2 separate regions of the Mus musculus genome follow, and region 1 is linked to region 2. Evidence: chromatin loops called from intact Hi-C (ENCODE). Cell type or tissue: left cerebral cortex. All regions are shown on one strand. Links, peaks and the distances in the headings refer to the core of each region. The heading gives the core; the rest is flanking DNA. Region 1 overlaps B3gat2 (beta-1,3-glucuronyltransferase 2 (glucuronosyltransferase S)). Region 2 holds the start of Sdhaf4 (succinate dehydrogenase complex assembly factor 4).

Region 1 (8,824 bases), core at 544-8,543, 170 kb after region 2:
CACACATGCTTACAAACACAGACATATACAGACACTATAGTCAGAACTTTTTGGAAAAAGGAAGTTATATGTGGTACCACTTCTCTCTGGAGTATCTGTCTCTCATAGCTCTTCCTGTCAGAGCATACACTGCCTCTTGGAATATTGCATGTTTTAATTTCAATACTGTTCCTGGTTAAAATATGTGTTAAAATGTAAAACCACATATGTAGCCATTAAAATGGTTTCTTAGTCACTGTTCTGTTTCTATGAAGAGATACCATGACCAAGGCAAATCTTATTTATTTTATTTTTTTAAAAAAGCATTTAATTGTGGGCTTGCTTACAGTTTTAGAGGTTAGTCCATTATCATATCACAGGAAGTATGGTGGCATGCAGGTAGACATGGCACTGGAAAAGTAGCTGAGAGTTCTACAGTCAGATCCAGAGAGAGAGAGAGGAGAGAGAGAGAGAGAGGAGAGAGAAGGAGGAGGAGGAGGAGGAGGAGGAGGAGGAGAAGGAGAAGAAGAAGAGGAAAGAAGAAGAAAGAAGAAAGAAAGAAAGAAAGAAGGAAGAAGAAGAAAGAAGAAAAGAAGAAGAAAGAAGAAGAAGAAGAAAGACTCTTAGTCCTAATCCTTTCAAATAGTACCACTCCCTAGTGACTAAGCATCCAAATAGATGAGCTTATTGGGGCCGTCATTCTCACTCAAATTACTACAAATGGTGTGTTTAGGCATCCCCAAGTCTGAGTGCTAATCTTTAAAAGAACTAATCCTTGCCATTGACCTTTCTTGGTTTCTTTAGCAAAATCATTTGACCTGTAACTAAAATTTCTGTGGTTGCCAATTATGTTTCATTAATGTATATACTTAACATATGCTAAGTATAGGTGCATGTGTGTGTGTGTGTGAGTACACATGTGTAGGTGTATAGTGCACATGCACACATGCACATATACATATATACACACATATGTATATTTGTGGGTGCATATATGTATGTACATTTGCCAGAGGTCAGAGGTCAACCTCAAGTGTTGGGCTTCAGAGCTCCCATCTTGTTTTCTAAGGCAAGGACTCAAGGTTTGGAGGACCTGGAACTTGGTGATTAGACCAGACTGGCTTGCCAGCAAGTACCAGAGATACATCTGTCTCCACCTCCAGCTCTGGGGTTATAAAGTGAATGCCACCAAGCTTACAGTTTTCATTGTGCTGAGGGTCAAACTTGGGTCCCACATTCACGAGGCAAGCACTTTATGAACTAAAGCCACCTCTCCTGCCTCCAGAGCAGCAGTTCTCAATGTGTTGTTGGCATGACCGCTTTGGGGGTAGGGGGTGGGGTCTCAAACAACCCTTCACAGGGACTACATATCAGATATCCTGCGTATCAGATATTCACATTAGGATGCATAACAGTAGCAAATTACAGTTATGAAGTAGCAGCAAAATAATTTTATGGTGTGTGTTTGGGGGGGGGGGGTTCACCACAACATGAGGAACTGTATTAAAGGGTTGCAGTATTTGCAAGGGTGAGAACCACTGCCCTAGTGTGTTTTTACTTCTGAAGATATAAAATACATTTTCAAATTGGGAAGTATAATTCCTCTAGCTTTGTATCCCCCCTCCCCTGACTCCCTGCTACCAGAGGTTGTTTTAGCCGTTCTCAACCTCCTTTCTTTATGAACTGGATGGCTCTCTTAATTTCTACCAGAAGCACAGCTACAACTTTGACAAGATTATTCTGCAGCTGTGACTTACTCTGAAGGACCTCACAGTCTTCTCTGCATTCGTTTTTTTTTTTTTTAATCCATTAGAGAAGTCTTTCCATTAAGTTACGTTGTTTCACTTTAGTTTCCATTACACAAGGGCCTGATGCTTCATTTCAGCATTTTATTCCTGACATATCTGTTAATGAACATAAAAGTGAAACGGCCTCATTTTCTGACTGTTCACTGTCACTGTTTATAACTGATTTTTCTGTTTTTAGTTTTTGAGATAGGGTATCACTATGTAGCCATAATGTGGAACTTGCTTGCTATATAGATTAGGCTGGCCTGAAATTCTCAGAGATCTGCCTGCCTCAGACTCCCAAGTGTTATGATTAAAGGTGGCTCCCATACCCAGCTGGCGTTTGTACTCCCTTATCTATCGCATAGTATTGGTAAGGTTACCTGTTTCCTGGTATTTCTCCTGATAGCGTTTTACTTCCTCCTTTCCTGGCTTCGCCCAGTGTGGATGCTGCTTTTTCATTCTCTTACTGAGCTATCTCTCCAACTCCTGCCTTGTGTTTTTATCATGCAGAGAATTTGAATTTTGTCAACTGCTTTTTAAATTTTGCATCTATTAACAAGATCACATGGCTTTTCTCTTTTATATTCATTCACATGGTATATCAATGTTGACTGTTGTATCTGAGCTTACATTCCAGGGATAATCCAAAATGATCATGGTTGGATGGCCATGACAAAAAATTGTTAAAATGATGCTAGTGTCTGTTTTTCAGTCTCTCTGTCCCTCTATACACACACACATATAATATACAATTTTGCATGTATATTTAAAAGGGAGACAGACTTATAATTGCTTTGTTACATCTTTGGTATCAAAGTGATACTGGTCTGTCAGATGGCTCAAAACTAATTCTCTCTCTGAAATTTGGAAATGTTTGTGAAGGATTACTAATTTTTCTTTAGATATTTAATAGAAATCACAGGAGAAGCCATTTGCGCTGTACGTTTGTTGACTACCAATTACCCACTGTGTGTGTATTTATGGATTGGCTCAGATTCTGCCTCTTCTTAAGTCAGTTTTACTAGTTTAACCGTGAATTTATTATCACCTTGGTTCCTTAATTTCAGATGCCTTTTTTCATAATTCTCTGAATTTTTTCAAAGTTTCTGTAAGGTTGATGGGTTATATTCATCCCATTGAAAAGTGTGTGTGTGTGTGTGTGTGTGTGTGTGTGTGTGTGTACTCAGCGTACATGTGTGTGCTTCCCACAAGAGTGCACTTGCAGAGGTCAGAAGACGCTGGTGTCTTCCCCCACTGCCTTCTACCTAATTCCCTGAGACAGGGTTTCTCACTCACCCGAGTCTGGGCAGGTTCGCTAGGCTGGCCAGCAAGCAAGCTCCTGGGCTCTGCCTATGTCCTTCCCTGCACTGGTTGCATGCGCATGCTCACCTTTTACATGAGAACTGGGGATTCCAACGCATGCCCTCACACTGCATAGCAACTGCTCTTACCTACCAAGCCAAGCCCCTTAGTTTATATGTCAAAAGGATCTTTAGTGTGACTTTCTGGTTTGCTTTTCTAGTCTGCATATGGTTCATTTTATTCATTTACTTATCAGGTCTTTAATCATTTTCAAATTACCTTGGTTTCGTCTTTTCCAGGTATCCTATAAGGTTACATTGTTATTATTTTTTTGCACAGGCATTTAAAGACCTTTAACCACTCTATTAGCTGCACCCATGAGGTTCTAGGATGCTACTATTCTATTTTCATTCATCTCAAAATATTTTACAAACTATTTCTTATTTGACTAACTGGTTATTTAGAAATGTGCTGTCTAATTTTTATAGGCATGGATTTCACAAACTCCCTGTGGTATGCGTATTGATATTTAACTTCCCTTCCCACCTAGCTGCTTTTCTGTTGTGATAACAAACCCAGGACTTCACTTGTAAACAACTGGAGTTTCCTTAGCCTGGAGGGTCAAGGACACCATGAAGGCAGTAGCATCGTAACATGCCACAGGAGGCTAAAAGGCAAGCAGGCACACGTGGAAGAGACATACGAGGGATGGTGTGGCCTGTTACACTCTGGTAGCAACTAACCCAGTTTTGAGAGAGCAAGAACTTCTGCCTGTTTCCCGTTGCCATGGTTCTAAGCCTGGCCATTCACACCCCCCTGCTAGACAAAACACACCATGGCAAAGGCTCCTTTCGAATCTGCCATGCCTGGCAAGCAGACAGAGCTGCTGGCATATTACTTCTCATCAATTTAGACGCATTCTCTTCTGCTGAAGAGCATAAAGTTCCCAGTCGGGATCCTAGAGCAGACTAATGGACCTCTCCTCAAGCGCGCTGTGGCTTGCTCTGCCTCTCTCCATTCTTCTCCAGCGCCTTTAATTACTGTGTACTCTTAAAACAAACAAACAAACAAACAAACAAAAACCACTTAGCAGTCATTGTTCTCTGTGGGGCCGGGGAACTAAAGTACTTTGAAGAGAAATGCTATTTAGGGGCAAATCATTTAAATCTCTAATCTGGAGACAACAAAACCACAATCTATGGCCTCTGTCAGGATGACTGTGGACAGAAAGCCTGGCCCTGAGAGCCGGTGTGAATCACACGGCCTCAAGTAACTGAAGTGTGCAAATGTTCACCTATGTTTTCTGAGCAAGAATGCCTTAGAAGCTTAGAGGTGGAGAGACTTGGCGGGTTCAGAGACGGCTGAGAACACAACCTGCTCCATCCTGTGAAGGGCAGATGCAACCACAGAGGTGCATGCCGGCGCTGTTTCATGTTCTCAAGCTCTGGTAGTTATTTTTAACTGGCAGCAAAAAGTGAACTATGTTTCAGTTGGGAGAAATTAAGAGATTTGCATTCTCCATGGCGTTATTTAGTGGGTCATGCTACACCACTCTATTAGAACAGAAAAAAAAAGGAACTTGTGTCTTGTTCTAACCCTGGGTAATAGCAGTGAAGCCATTGCTTGAGGGGTTCAGTAACAAAGCTGTTACGTGTGTCCGTTCCCAGCGCTTAGTGGGAGCCTTGTTGGGTTCTGATTCTAAGCTGTAAGAAGTTTCCTAATGACCTCCTGTAATGAAATGGAATGGCAGTGTAGGACAGTCACTGTGGGAAAATGTTTAACCCAATGCTCCTGGGTTCAAATCTCTTCTTTCCCACTTATTTAAAGGCGGTTTGGTGAAGTGCTGTCAGTGCACCGTGCATGCCACATTCTCTTCAGATGTGAAATGGAGAAGGTTCTTTTACTCTTGTGAGCCCTTAAGGCAGGTAGCACACACAGCGCTGCAGCTGAGGAACCAACCACCAGAATAAAAGACCTCTCTTTTTCCCCAGGCCAGCTGTAAATTCCTCATTTCCAAGATTATATGAAATAACATCATCTTTCAGTTTTCAGTTTCATTGGGCCATTGTTCATTGTTCCAGAAAACCTTTACAGGGACTGTGGCACACACGTGCAGGTTATACTTGGCTGCACAGCAAGTTCAAAACAAGGACCCTTCCCAAACCTATTGCTGGCTCGTCTTAGTGCTGATGATGCTACTATGTAAGACATGGTCCTAACTCTCTGGTAAGTCCGAGTCCAGTTAGGAAAATCAAGACAAATAGGGCCAGGTCGTCAATGCTACAGAAGTAGGTGAAAGCCTGTGGACTCAGAACAAGGAGAGGCGAGGATATCAGTGCAATGAGGGAGTTCTCCGAGAGGGAAATCTGAGGTGGATCTGGAAGCTGTTGAAGCCCCCCACCATCCACCCAGAGGAAGCTGGGAGGCTTGAGGCGAGCTGTGGTGGGAGGACCAAGCTTTCGTCTCACCTTGAGCACACTGCCTTTCCTACAGCCTTTCCTGCTCTTCAGCAGGAACTAGCGGCTCCTTGACTGATAATCAGCTTTATGAAAGTTTTGTGGCCACAACGCAAAGACAGCAGGTGTGGCAGCTACACCAGGTGGTCCAGGGAGAAGAGACAGATGGGCGCACACAGGCTGGGGTGTCTAGCTAGCATAGACAGTAATGAGGATCTGGTTGTGGGACTTGCACAGACCTGGAAAGCATTTTAGACTTCTTGTCCCTCACTAGGGAAAGGAACAATATAGACAGACCTCACTCCTAATCAGGTAGGCCTAGGGCTCCCCCTGGACATTTCCCATGGGCCACCCATTGTCCCAAGTCTTGGGCATCCAACTTGCAGTTTGCTCTGTGAAAACACTTTTCTTCCTCTTTAAGGACATCGCTTACAGCCTCCGTTACTTCATGCAGAATCCCACAGTCAAAGCTTTATCTCAGTCTGGCCACAGGAGGTTTGACCCAGATGCCAGGAGCCTCCTGAAGGCCTTTGTCCTTAAGAGCATGCGTAGTCCTCAATTTCTGCCTCAAAACAGCCCTCCTACACCGTGATTCCCTTGTATTCTGTGGCCTGGCGGTATCAAGACTCCCTCTCAGGACCACAGAGGCAAAACCTAAGAGCAGCATGGGCAGACATTCTGCCATTCACCCTGCGCTTCTGTAAACACCCAGGGCCTTTGTGTCTCATGGTCGTTTCTGGATTAGCTGAGGTAGAACTCAGGATAGCAGCTTGATGCTTCTTAAGCTCTGCCACCACAGTTCTCTGGCTCCTTAACCCGCCTCTTTAAAGTTTTAGTCTAGTTTGCTGTGTACTCATTCCTAATGCTCATTTTGAGTTTGTACCAGAATTTTTTTTTTTTAATTAGGAGTGTGTATACATACGGTGTATACATGGAGGTGAGGGTCCTGCACATCTGCACATTAGGAAGCTGGAGGAGACTGTTAGGTGGCCTTGCTACCTTCCTTGGAGACATGGTCTCTTGTTCATCCTGGTGATAGGCTGGTGGCCATCATCAGTGATCCTTTTATAAGTGCACCTTTTTATAAGAACACGTTCTGGGGCTGGAGAGATGGCTTGGTTCTTATGTATAGATGGCACTTGTGTAAGGTACTCAAGTTTGGTTTTCCAGGACCCACGTTACCCAGCTCATAAGCACCATGGACTCCAGCTTCCAGATGCAATGCCTCTGGCCCTTCTCAGGGAGCTACACTCAAGTGCACATACCCACACATGGACACACAGACATATTTCACATTTTAAAATAATCTTGGAGAAGAACAAGTTTTGTTGCTGTGCTTGACCTTGGTGCTAATCAGCCTTTGCACGTTTATTGCTGTTTTGTCTTAAACTAATTCCCCTTCTTATGAGTTTGACTTTTTCTTTTTTCCTTCCTCTAATAATACAAAACATAATCTACTATGTTATAAAATCCTTACTATATTATTAAATGTTTATGGCACAATGAGTTGACTCTACTTTCTTATCACAAATTTAATTTAATCTGCAGCCATCTAATCTATCTCTCTCTGGAAGAGCACACAATGTTTACTGCCTTCTGCGCCCCCACACCAGGCATTATTAAAGTGCTCAAATTTTAATTCAAAACTCGATTTTTGTATCATTTCTCTTTCTGTATACTAAACATTAGTGGGTTTTTTTTTTTCCAGCTCTGACAAAAACACCCAAGAAAAGCTACTTAAGATTTCCATTGATTTCCCATTGAGGGATTTCCATTGGATTTCCGTGGTTGCAGAAGGCTCAAGGCCCATGGTTGCTTGACCCTGACTTCATGGCAGCCAATGTGTGGTAGAAGCAAAAGTGTTTTCCTCATGAAGTTTGGAAGCAGAGAGGGTAAAGGAGAAGGAGTCAAGGATAAGCAATCCCCCAGGGGCACACCCAGGGACCCGGTGCCTTCCACTGGATCTCCTATTCTAGTCTCCCTGGTATGAAACCACTCATGGATCAACTTGCAGCTGAGGTCAGACTCTTTGTGATCCAGTTAGTTCCCCAGAGCCCATCAGCTAGCAGTCAAGTTCCAGCACATGGTCTTTGTGACAATTTAGCTAACAACCAAGTGCTTTAAATTAGTAATAGATATCATTCATAATGGTAAGGGCTGCTGACCTCACTGCTCACTCCTCTTCGGGGTTTAACTATGTGATGGTTTGATGAAAATGCCCGTCCTCACGACACATCAGGAGTGGCCTTGTTGGAGTAGGTATGGCTTTGTTGGAGGAAGTGTGATTTGTGGGGGGGTGAGTTTTGAGGTTTCAGAAGCTCAAGCTGGGTTTAGTGGCATACTGTCTCTTCCTTCTGCCTGCCCATCTGGATGTAGAACTCTCAGATACCATTCCTGCACCATGTCTGCCTATGTGCCACCATGCTACCCACCATGATGATAATGGACTAGACCTCTAAAACTGTAAGCCATCTCCAATTAGATACCTACCTTTATAATAAGACTTGCTGTGGTCATGGTGTCTCTTCACAGTAATAGAACCCTAAGGCAAGCCATCTCCCATTCCTATTTAGTTCTTTGTTCTAATTGACTTTAGCTACTATACTTTTGTAGGGCACGTGGGTCCATGCTACCAGGATGAATGAGCTCCAATCCCAGGACTCTCAGGGAACTGAGATGGGCAGGAGTGGAGCCTTCCCCTACCCACCTCTACCTACTGTGGAACATGTAACCATGACACCCTCTGAGGACTCTGGGCACTCAGTCACATAGCCTAACATCGGGAGTGCTTCTCCATGCTAATGAGATATCTACATAGCCGTGAGCTTTCAGCCAATGACCTTCCCTTCCTAGGTATTCCTTCTCATAAGAGGTATATAATAATCCCTGGTTCACCACGAATAAAGTGTATCTGTTACACCATCAAATAAAACAATACAAACAAGGATTGTCTCGGACAGCTGCTTCATTAAGGATTGCCATGGGGGGTGGGGAGGTGATGGGAGTGGGCTTCGATTAAAGAGCCATATGCTTAAGACTCCTGAGAAAGACTTTCTCCCTCCAGCCCATCAGAAGCTCCACCCTCCCTCTAAATCAGACCGGATTCTGCTTGCCTGGGGCTGTACCTCTGCATGGTATGTAGATGCCCAGAGGGGAAATGGGGTTATATGTGGATGGTACCCAGGGAAGAGACCAAGAGTCACTGTGGACTCGCAGTTTCTCCTGGGATGTCCTGGCAACATACTTTTGGTAATTTTTCTTTGAGAAAGTGAGGTATCACTGGATACAAATGTCTAG
Region 2 (8,824 bases), core at 510-8,509:
TTTTAAAAATTATTCAAAATTTTTATTAACTGAACTAAGCAATAAATTTTCCAAAGGTATTGTAGCTGGAAAACATTAATGCATTCATTGTCAACCATATTTTTTTTTGCTCCATATTTTTTATGTTTGGCTAGGTTAGGTAGTTGGTCTTTTAAGTTTAAACACCTTCTGACTTGACAGAGGCCTCATTCATAATCATATAAGTCATACCTAAAGGAAAGCTCGTAGGATCATAGTTCATTAAGTGATTGTGGTTTAGAATCTGATGCTTAATCCCTGATTGATCAGGAAAATCACTTACCTCCATAAAGTGACATTCTGAAAGAGAGGGGACACGATTGTCTTACATAGAACAGTTGCTCAAAGAATGAACCTCCTCAGTGTGTGCCAGTACCAAGCCTGCTGCACACAGTACATAGTTATGACTAACTTACGCATTGGAAGAATAGCAGGTCTGTCAAAGAATGGATGGAAAGGCTAAAGAACAGGATTGGTGGACAGCAGCCAAAGGAAAATGCAGATCAAATGTCATCTGACCGTGATAAGAATGAAGGAAGATGCATGAACTCGCTGGCAGAGAACCTGTGGGCACTGGCTTTCAAATGCTCCCTCTGGACTCAGAGTCTGGTGGGAATGCCCAGCTGACCAGGGCTGTGTTTTGTGCCAGTCATGTGCTAAGGTCATGAAGGACAGCAAATGTATCTGACCCCGAGTTTCCAAAGTAGGAAGCGGGCAAATGTAGAAAGAATCATGCTGCTCGCCTCACTTTAACATCATGAAGTTCTGTAAGTGTGGCCCAGGGAAGGTGTTGACGCTTTTCAAAACAGGTCGATCCCGAGTCCTAGCATAAACTGACCAGTCTGTAGTTGTAAGATCTTGGGCAAATCCTTTGACTTAAAACAATCATTTCGACCTCATCTGTAAGAACAGGTAGAACGGTACCAATTGCACACCAAACTCAGATTTTGATCTTTGACTTGTAAATGACCTTGCCATTGAGCATTGCCAACTGCTCTCAGGAAGAGACAGGTGTCACCAATGAAGCGTGTAAAGTGTGCCCTCACCTGATCTCTGTCATCCACTGTGGGTATCATTTGCTTCTTTAGTGATCAGTCTAACAATTAGGGTCAGAACCATCACTTCTATATTCAGTAACAGTGTCTTAGTTATTGTTACTAAGTGTTAAGCATCACTTAAAAAGAAAACCTTTACTTGGGAACTTGCCTAACAGTCTTAGAGGGTTAGTCTGTGATCCTCATGGCAGGAAGCAGACAGGCATGATGCTAAATCTGGCGTGAGCTTTTTGAAACCTCAGAGCCCACCCCTAGTAACACGTCCTGCAAAACCACACATCCTAGTCCTTCCCAAGACAGCTCCACCACCTAGGGAGTAGACATTCAGACAGACAAGCCCGTGGGTGGGTCATCCTCATTCAAATCACCACATTTCACTCCCTGACCCCCGTAGCCTTAGCCATATCACAATGCAAAATATATTCTGTCCAGCTTTAAAAGTCTCCAGTCTTTCAGTCTCAATACTGTCTCAAGGAAATCTCTTAACTAACCCCCATGTAAAAGCAGAAAGCAAATCACATACTCCAGCATATAATGGCACAGAATATACATCCCCGTTCTACAGAGGACGAGACAGTGAAGAGTCAAAGCACACTCCATATCCTGTGTCCTTTGGCAAAGGACTTAGATGACTCTTCTTACCTCCATCCCTGCTGACAGCAACTTTAATCTCTTGGGCTGATTCTACAGCTTTTCTTGACAGGGCACACATCTCTAGGATCACCAAACCAATCCAGGCTTCACCTCCACAGCGTCACAAAATGGCTGGTCTCTGGTAGCCCCATACCAGGACTCCCCTGCTACAAGCCTAGCCTTTTAATTGTGGAGGAAGATAATCCCTTTTTGTTCTTTTTTCTTTTTTTATTTTAAACTCCAGATTTTATTCCCCTCCTGGTTCACCCTCTGACTGTTCCACATCCCACACCTCCCCATTCCCCTGTCTCCACTTGGATACCCCTGCCCCCCACCCCACCAGACCTCTAAACTCTGTGGGGCCTCCAGTCTCTTGAGGGTTAGATGCATCTTCTCTGACTGAACCCAGACCCGGTATCCTCTGCTGTATATGTGTTGGGGGTCTCATATCAGCTGGTGTATGCTGTCTGTTTGGTGGTACAGTGTTTGAGAGATCTTGGGGAACCAGATTAAGACTCCTGGTTCTCCTACAGGGTCACCATTCCCCTTAGTTTCTTCCAGTTTTTCCCTGGTTCAACCACAGGGCTCAGCAGCTTCTTTTGTCCATTGCTTGGGTGCAAATATCTGCATCTGACTCTTTTAGCTGCTTGTTGGGTCTTCTGGAGAGCAGTCATGATAGCTCTCTTTTTTGTGAGGGCTCCATACCCTTGGTATTAGTGTCAAGCCTTGGAGCCTCCCCTTGAGCTGGATCCCACTTTAGGCCTGTCACTGGACCTTCTTTTCCTCAGGCTCCTCTACATTTCCATCCCCATAATTCTTTCAGACAGGAACAATTATGGGTCAGAGTTTTGACTGTGGGATGGCAACCCCATCCCTCACTTGATGCCCTGTCTTCTTGCTGGAGGTGGGCTCTATAAGTTCCCGCTCCCCAGTGTAGGGCATTTTATCTAAGGTCCTTCTCTTTGAGTCTTGAGAGTCTCTCACCTCCCAGGTCTCTGGTACATTCTGAAGGGTCCCCACAACCTCCTACCTCCAGAGGTTGCCTGTTTCCATTCTTTCTGCTGGCCCTCAGGGATTTCAGTCCTTCCCCTGACCCAATAACTGATCATGTTCCCCTCTCCACCCCTCCCCATCCCTTTTCCCTCGAAGGTCCCTCCGTTCCCCGTTGTGGTTGCTTTCCTCTCACTTGGGCCCTTCAGCTTGTTGACCTTTTTGTGTTCTGTGGGCTTCAGTATTCAGCGCTTTTTTTTTTTTTCCGGTTAGTATCCACTTATTAGTGAGTACATACCATGCATGTCCTTTAGAGTCCGAGTTACCTCACTCAGGTGATACATTGCCCAAGCCTTGTGTAGCTGGAGCAGAATTACAGGCATTTCACAACACTGGTACAGTGGGCCATAGCAGGCAGTGACAGGGTATGGTAGATTGTTTCTTCAAGTGGAAAGTAAAACATCGGAAGTGTCTAAGAAGTAACCGGGGTGTTTCCCCACTCTACTCTCGGGACTCTTTCAACCCAAGTTGATCTCTCAAGACTGATTTTTGGAGTATATGACATCTTTTAGGGACAGCACATCCAAGTATTTGATCACCTGGTTCCAAACCCCAATCAGCCCATCATCCTAGAAGGCCAGTGCCTGGAAGATGGAATAATTGATACGATCAGTGGATCCTCTCAATAGCAGTCCCCTGATTTACATCCACAGGAAAAAGTTCTTTTGATATGCAATTTGTGTAGGACACTTTATGTAGTACAAAGCATTCACTAGGGCCACAGGTGAACTGTATGAAAGGAAAGATAACCAGGAAAACAGTTTGTTATGAAAGATAATGCAGTAAGGGTGTACCTGGTGCTAACATGCCAAGGTGTGCCCCTGAGAATTTATACCATGCAATAGATCTCCTATTGGGGGTGGGGGGAGAAGGGGAGTAAGGACCTGGAGAAGGGTAGAGGCAGACATGTAGACGGTGGGAGCAGAGCTATGAGCGCAGAGAAGAGGATGGAGCACAGAGAAGGACAGAAAGGAATGTGGGAGCAGAGCTGGAGGTAGTAGCAGGGGAAGACAAGCTGTTGCTAGGTCCCTGGGAGGCGTCTAGTGGAATCGCCTATAATCTAACACAGTTCAAACATAATTATTTAAGAGCAAGTTGCTACCTTCATAATTGGATAGGTGAATTGATTCTCTTGAAGTCAGCTCTGTCTCCCAGGCTGCTTAATACTATAGTGCAGGTTGAGAGCTGGTAAGATGGCTCAGGAGTTAGGAATATGGGCTGCTCTTTCAGAGGACCTGAGTTCCATTCCTAGTAACCACATGGTGACTCAGGACTATCTATAGAGGGATCTGATAACCTCTTCTGGCATGCAGGTGTACATGTAGACAGCACTCCTGCATTAAAAACAAAAAATACAAACAACACAAAACCACTCTAGTGATGAAAGACACAGATCAAGTCAGTCACGAGTTGCTAAGTTAGTGGTGCTAGCCAGTAAGTCCTGGGAGGAGAAAGACAGTTCAATGTACATTGGTGCCTTTGTTCTTATCACTGTGGCTATTGTATTAATGGAGCCACTGAGAAACACAGCTGTGCTAGGAGGAAGGTGAGGTGATCAAGGTGTTCTTGGGGGTCAGCACTCTTGACCGCAAGATGGGAATTTAATGGACCACTCGTCTGACCAGCTATGAGTTTGGTTTGTTTTCTAATAATGGGGGGAAACTTTTAGCTGTCATATTTCAAGGGTTTTAAGCTCAATATTTTTAAAAGATCTCTTTTGTACGAGTGCTTTGCTGGTATGATGTAAGTATGTTTGCAATGTATGTTTGTATGTATGCAAGTTTGCATGCCATGTGTATGCCTAGTGCCAACAAAGTCCAGAAGAGTGTGTCAGACATTCCGGAATTGGGGTTAGAAACTAGTTGCCATGTTGGTGCTGGGAATAGAACCCAGGTCCTCTGAAAGAGAAGCCATCTCTCCAGCCTGTGTTTTAAAATAATTTCTAACAGATCCCTGTCATGGAACAATCTCAATAATCAATTCACATGACAATATTTGAACGTACTAAAATTTTTTCAAAATGTGGGAATCTTCAATCTAATTAAATGTTTTATGTTAGGTATTTTTAACTACAGATTTATGGAGCAATTAAATTAGGGTGATTCAAGTTTCCATCTCTGTATTGGACTTTGAACTTCCCTCCTTAAAGCATCATACACTAAGGTGGTGTGAACTCTAGAATTTATTACTTTCGTGCAGGCTTTTGGTTTTGTCTTTTAAGTCCATCGGAATAGCTAAGAGCGCTGCCCAGGTACTGCGCAGGACCAAGGGCGAGGACTTGTGAGGACAAGGCACTGCAGGATTACCCGAGGCAGTTGAGCAGTTGAGGATTTCCAGGGACACAACGAAGCTCCGCCCTTCTCTGCCCTCGTTGACGCCTGCGCAGAGGGCGCGGGCTCCCCTGTGGAGCGCCCCTCCCACCTTGGTGCGCGTGCGCAGACGCTGTGGGAGCCGGCGCAATGGTCTCCACGACCCTTTCCGTTTCACGGATGACTTTCGTCTGGAGAGCAGCAAGTAAGGCCATCCGCCCGGGGTCCTGAGAGTTGGGGGCCCGCGTGGGAAGCCGAGTTCCGAAATGCGAGGGCGCAGGCGCGGAGACGCTGCCGCGGTGGCTACAGAAGCATTAGCGGTGCTTGGCGTAGGGTTTTCGAAAAGCGCCTCGCTCTTAGATGCGGCTAGAAAAATACGGAAAAGACCAGTGTCATTAATTTACAGGTTTATTTACATCAAGAATAATTTATACCCGGACAAGGGACGCATGCCTATAGACCCAGCACTAGGCTGGCAGAGGCATGAGGATCTCTGAGTTCAAGGTCAGCCTGGTTCAAACGTTGGGGAAGTGCACACGTAGAGCAAAGAACAAAATAAAAATTTCACAAAGCCAAGAACTGTTAGAAGAGATGCCCTCGTCTTTCTGTAGAAGCTAAAGTTTTCAGAACTATTGCATTCTTTCTCAATATACCCCTCAATTATCATATCAAAGAGCACGCAGAATGCAAGTTTACTTGATGATAACCCTGAGAAGTTTTGTAAACCAAAGACAGAATTACTGCTTTCATAACAAGTGGCCTGGTTTTTATTTTACTTTTTAATGTTTCCCTTCACATATTTAATACCTGTTGGCTGCTAAAATCTTAAATGATCTGTGAGAATTATAGAAACCGAAAGGGTCGCTCCAAATCCTTATTACTGTTTATCCAGCATTCCAGTGTTTTGAAACAAAAGAAACATTAACAAACCCGTGTACAAATGTGATAGACCTTTTCCATTAAGTGCCTGTATGAGGTTTTCTTCCTGGAAAGGATTTTATGCTGATTGTATTCATTGCTTTTTCTAACAACTCACAGTTCAAGATCATACCACCCTGAAATGTACCCTCGTGGATACTTGGACAATTCTAGAAACATCAGTATAGGCTGCTACACCTGCTGGTGTGTGTTTCCCCATGCCCCAGCACAATGGATCCTTAATGGATGCTGATTTAATGATTCTGCTGTCAGGATCAGGGCAAGCCAGGTGCTTCCTTAGTCAAGGGATTGAAATTAAAACCCATACTGATTATAAAGTAGCAAGGACACTTTATTTAAACCAGAGTGAAGGAGGCCTGATTCGTTGCCTCTGGTCTTTTATGGAGCTACAGGAAGAGGATAAGAGTAAGGGGCATATAGCTTGGGCGGTTTGCACTCTGATTGATATTTTAGGCAGCATTATCAATTTTGTGTATGTTCCTTCCCATAATGCATCTGACTTCAATAATACACCTGCCAAAATTGGCATGACATAGTAAATAAAAGATTTTCCTTAAAGAAAAAATACACTTTTTTGGCTCAGTTTATCTTACTGAATGTTTTACTGGCTGGTTTTGTGCGCCAACTTGACACAAGCTGGAGTTATCACAGAGGAAAGAGCCTCCCTTGAGGAAATGTCTCCATGAGATCCAGCTGTAAGGCATTTTCTCAATTAGTGATCAAGGGTGCGAGGGCCCATTGTGGGTGGTGCCATCCCTGGGCTGGTAGCCTTGGGTTCTATAAGAAAGCAAGCTGAGCAAGCCAGGGGAAGAAAGCCAGTAAGAAACACCCCTCCATGGCCTCTGCATCAGCTCCTGCTTCCTGACCTGCTTGAGTTCCAGTCCTGACTTCCTTGGTGATGAACAGCAGTATGGAAGTGTAAGCTGAATAAACCCTTTCCTCCCCAACTTGCTTCTTGGTCTTGATGTTTGTGTAGGAATAGAAACCCTGACTAAGACAGTGAGTAAGCACCAAAACCCAGTATAGGCCAGATGGGCCTTTCTGGCCCTGTATTGGAACATGGGGAGAGTACAAATGAATAGAATCTGTCTAGGTTTGTTATTTAGAGAAGAGAAAAATCCCATTGTCCAAAGATGGATGTACATACATCCTGGTGTTTGGAGGTATCTTATGTCACTAAGAGGTTGTTAGGTGCATCTCTTGGAGAAAAGTATGTGTATTATAGTATATATACACATACGGAAACTAAGCTGCCAAGTACATTATTAGAAGAGGACTCTGTGCATAATCCAAACTAGGTGGAGTCTAAGGTTGCTGAACTATCTCCCCTGTGCTTGACTGTCTCATCGCTTTATAGCTCTTCTTGAAAACGTGTAACATTGGTTATCTCCAAGGCAGGGAAATCTCCTCTCCATGTAGAATGAAGGGAAATACCCCATCCGTGTAGAATGTATGTGTTCAGAAAGGAATTTTCACTGTATGCCTTGTCCTTCTTTCTCCATTAGGACCATCTCTTCTGAATCATTCTTTGAGGAAAATGAGTTATCAGGAAGGAAAGCCTGAGCCTGCGAAGCAAGCCCTTAAGAAGTCAAAGCTGCCACTCGGTCGTTTTGACTCACTGGAGGATTCACCCGAAGAGAGAGAGCCACTGCAGAGTGAGTAGTGGTTAGTAAACCCCTGTCCATACTTAACATGGCAAGGTCGATGCTCATTACTGGAAAAGGTGAAAGAAGTGAAATATGGTCATAATTGTTATTATCGGTTATAAAGGATATAGTGAGTAAAAATACCATGTGGACTATCCATATGTGTAGTTGTTACTTCTTTAAAAAAGTTTTCGGTTGGTGAGATGCCTCCGTGCATGAAGTACTTGTAGGACATGCATGAGGGCCAGAGTTCAGATCCCATCACCCTTGTGGTAGTGGCTGCGGCAGGCAACCCACTACAATTTCACACTCAGAAGACACAGTGGATCCCTGAGGCAAGTTGGCTACCTAGACTAGCTAAGTCAGCAATCGCTGAGCTCAAATGAGAGACCTTGCTTCAATGTCTAAGGTCGAGAACAGTGAAGGGAGACACCTGAAGTCAGTCTCTGATCTCAGCATGCACATGCATACAAGCACATGGGTGCACACACAGGAGCACACATACATTAAACATGCATACACATATACATACACAAGTACACATGCAACACCCCCACCACCACCAAAAAAAAAAAGTCTTTCTAGAGCTAGAAACGGTGGCACATGTCTGCAGTACCAGCACTGATGCCCGAGAATCGGGAATGTGAGAGCAGCCCAGACAACACAGACTGTCTCAAAAAAAAGGGCTTCTAAGTTCTTAGTACTCACTTGGTTTTGGGCAGGGGCGGAGTTGTTTGTTTAGTTGGTTTTTACTGTGCTTTTATTATTCAAAAGGTAAAACATGTAAGATGAGATCTTCTTTGATACAAATAACAAACCTGCATTTGTTGAGGAAACTTTTGGCTGTTACGAAAGAAAAAGAATCAGCTGCAGTACGATTATGATTACCGTTCAGGGGAAAGCCGAGGCAGCGTTAAGGTCCAGGGAAGAAGCTGGCCCTCAGAAAACAACGGGAACTGCGTATTCGAGGGGAGACGTCTCCCATTCTCTTAACTAATATTAAACCTTCCTTCATCCCGGGTCGCCTGTCAGCTGGAACTAAAGGAGAGGAGCCTCTCTTCGCTACTGTCAGTCCAGAGCAGCCACACGTGGGCTCGGCTCTCACTTCTGATCTTAAGCTCTCTGAGGAGAAGGCCGGCCTGTAAGCAAGTTCAGCTCAGATACCCACAGCCGA

What was found. Hi-C counts contacts between places; a loop is a spot of excess contacts. Peaks named below come from ENCODE experiments on the same cell type or tissue, not always from the same donor. Only the 100,000 strongest peaks of a DNase experiment are listed, where the experiment ranks them.
Region 1: a loop joins it to region 2, with 2.4 times the contacts of the local background. A loop is called at or near these places in 4 of 42 quality-filtered maps.

The regions. Positions count from the first base shown.
Region 1 is chr1:23,830,127-23,838,950 of GRCm38, reverse strand. The region is part of intron 2 of B3gat2 (beta-1,3-glucuronyltransferase 2 (glucuronosyltransferase S)); the gene reads right to left. Among named protein-coding and RNA genes, the nearest start is that of B3gat2, 73 kb to the right of the region's middle. In left cerebral cortex, for the core only: no CTCF peak of the experiment used is centred there; a DNase peak (open chromatin) is centred at 3,904.
Region 2 is chr1:24,001,992-24,010,815 of GRCm38, reverse strand. Sdhaf4 (succinate dehydrogenase complex assembly factor 4) reads left to right here and starts at 5,176. Exons shown (of 3, transcript NM_026503.3): 1 at 5,176-5,270; 2 at 7,510-7,659. The coding sequence starts at 5,216. It overlaps Fam135a (family with sequence similarity 135, member A), which reads left to right. Exons shown (of 21, transcript NM_026604.4): 21 at 1-58. In left cerebral cortex, for the core only: no CTCF peak of the experiment used is centred there; a DNase peak (open chromatin) is centred at 5,175; H3K4me3 peaks cover 1,447 bases; H3K27ac peaks cover 1,086 bases.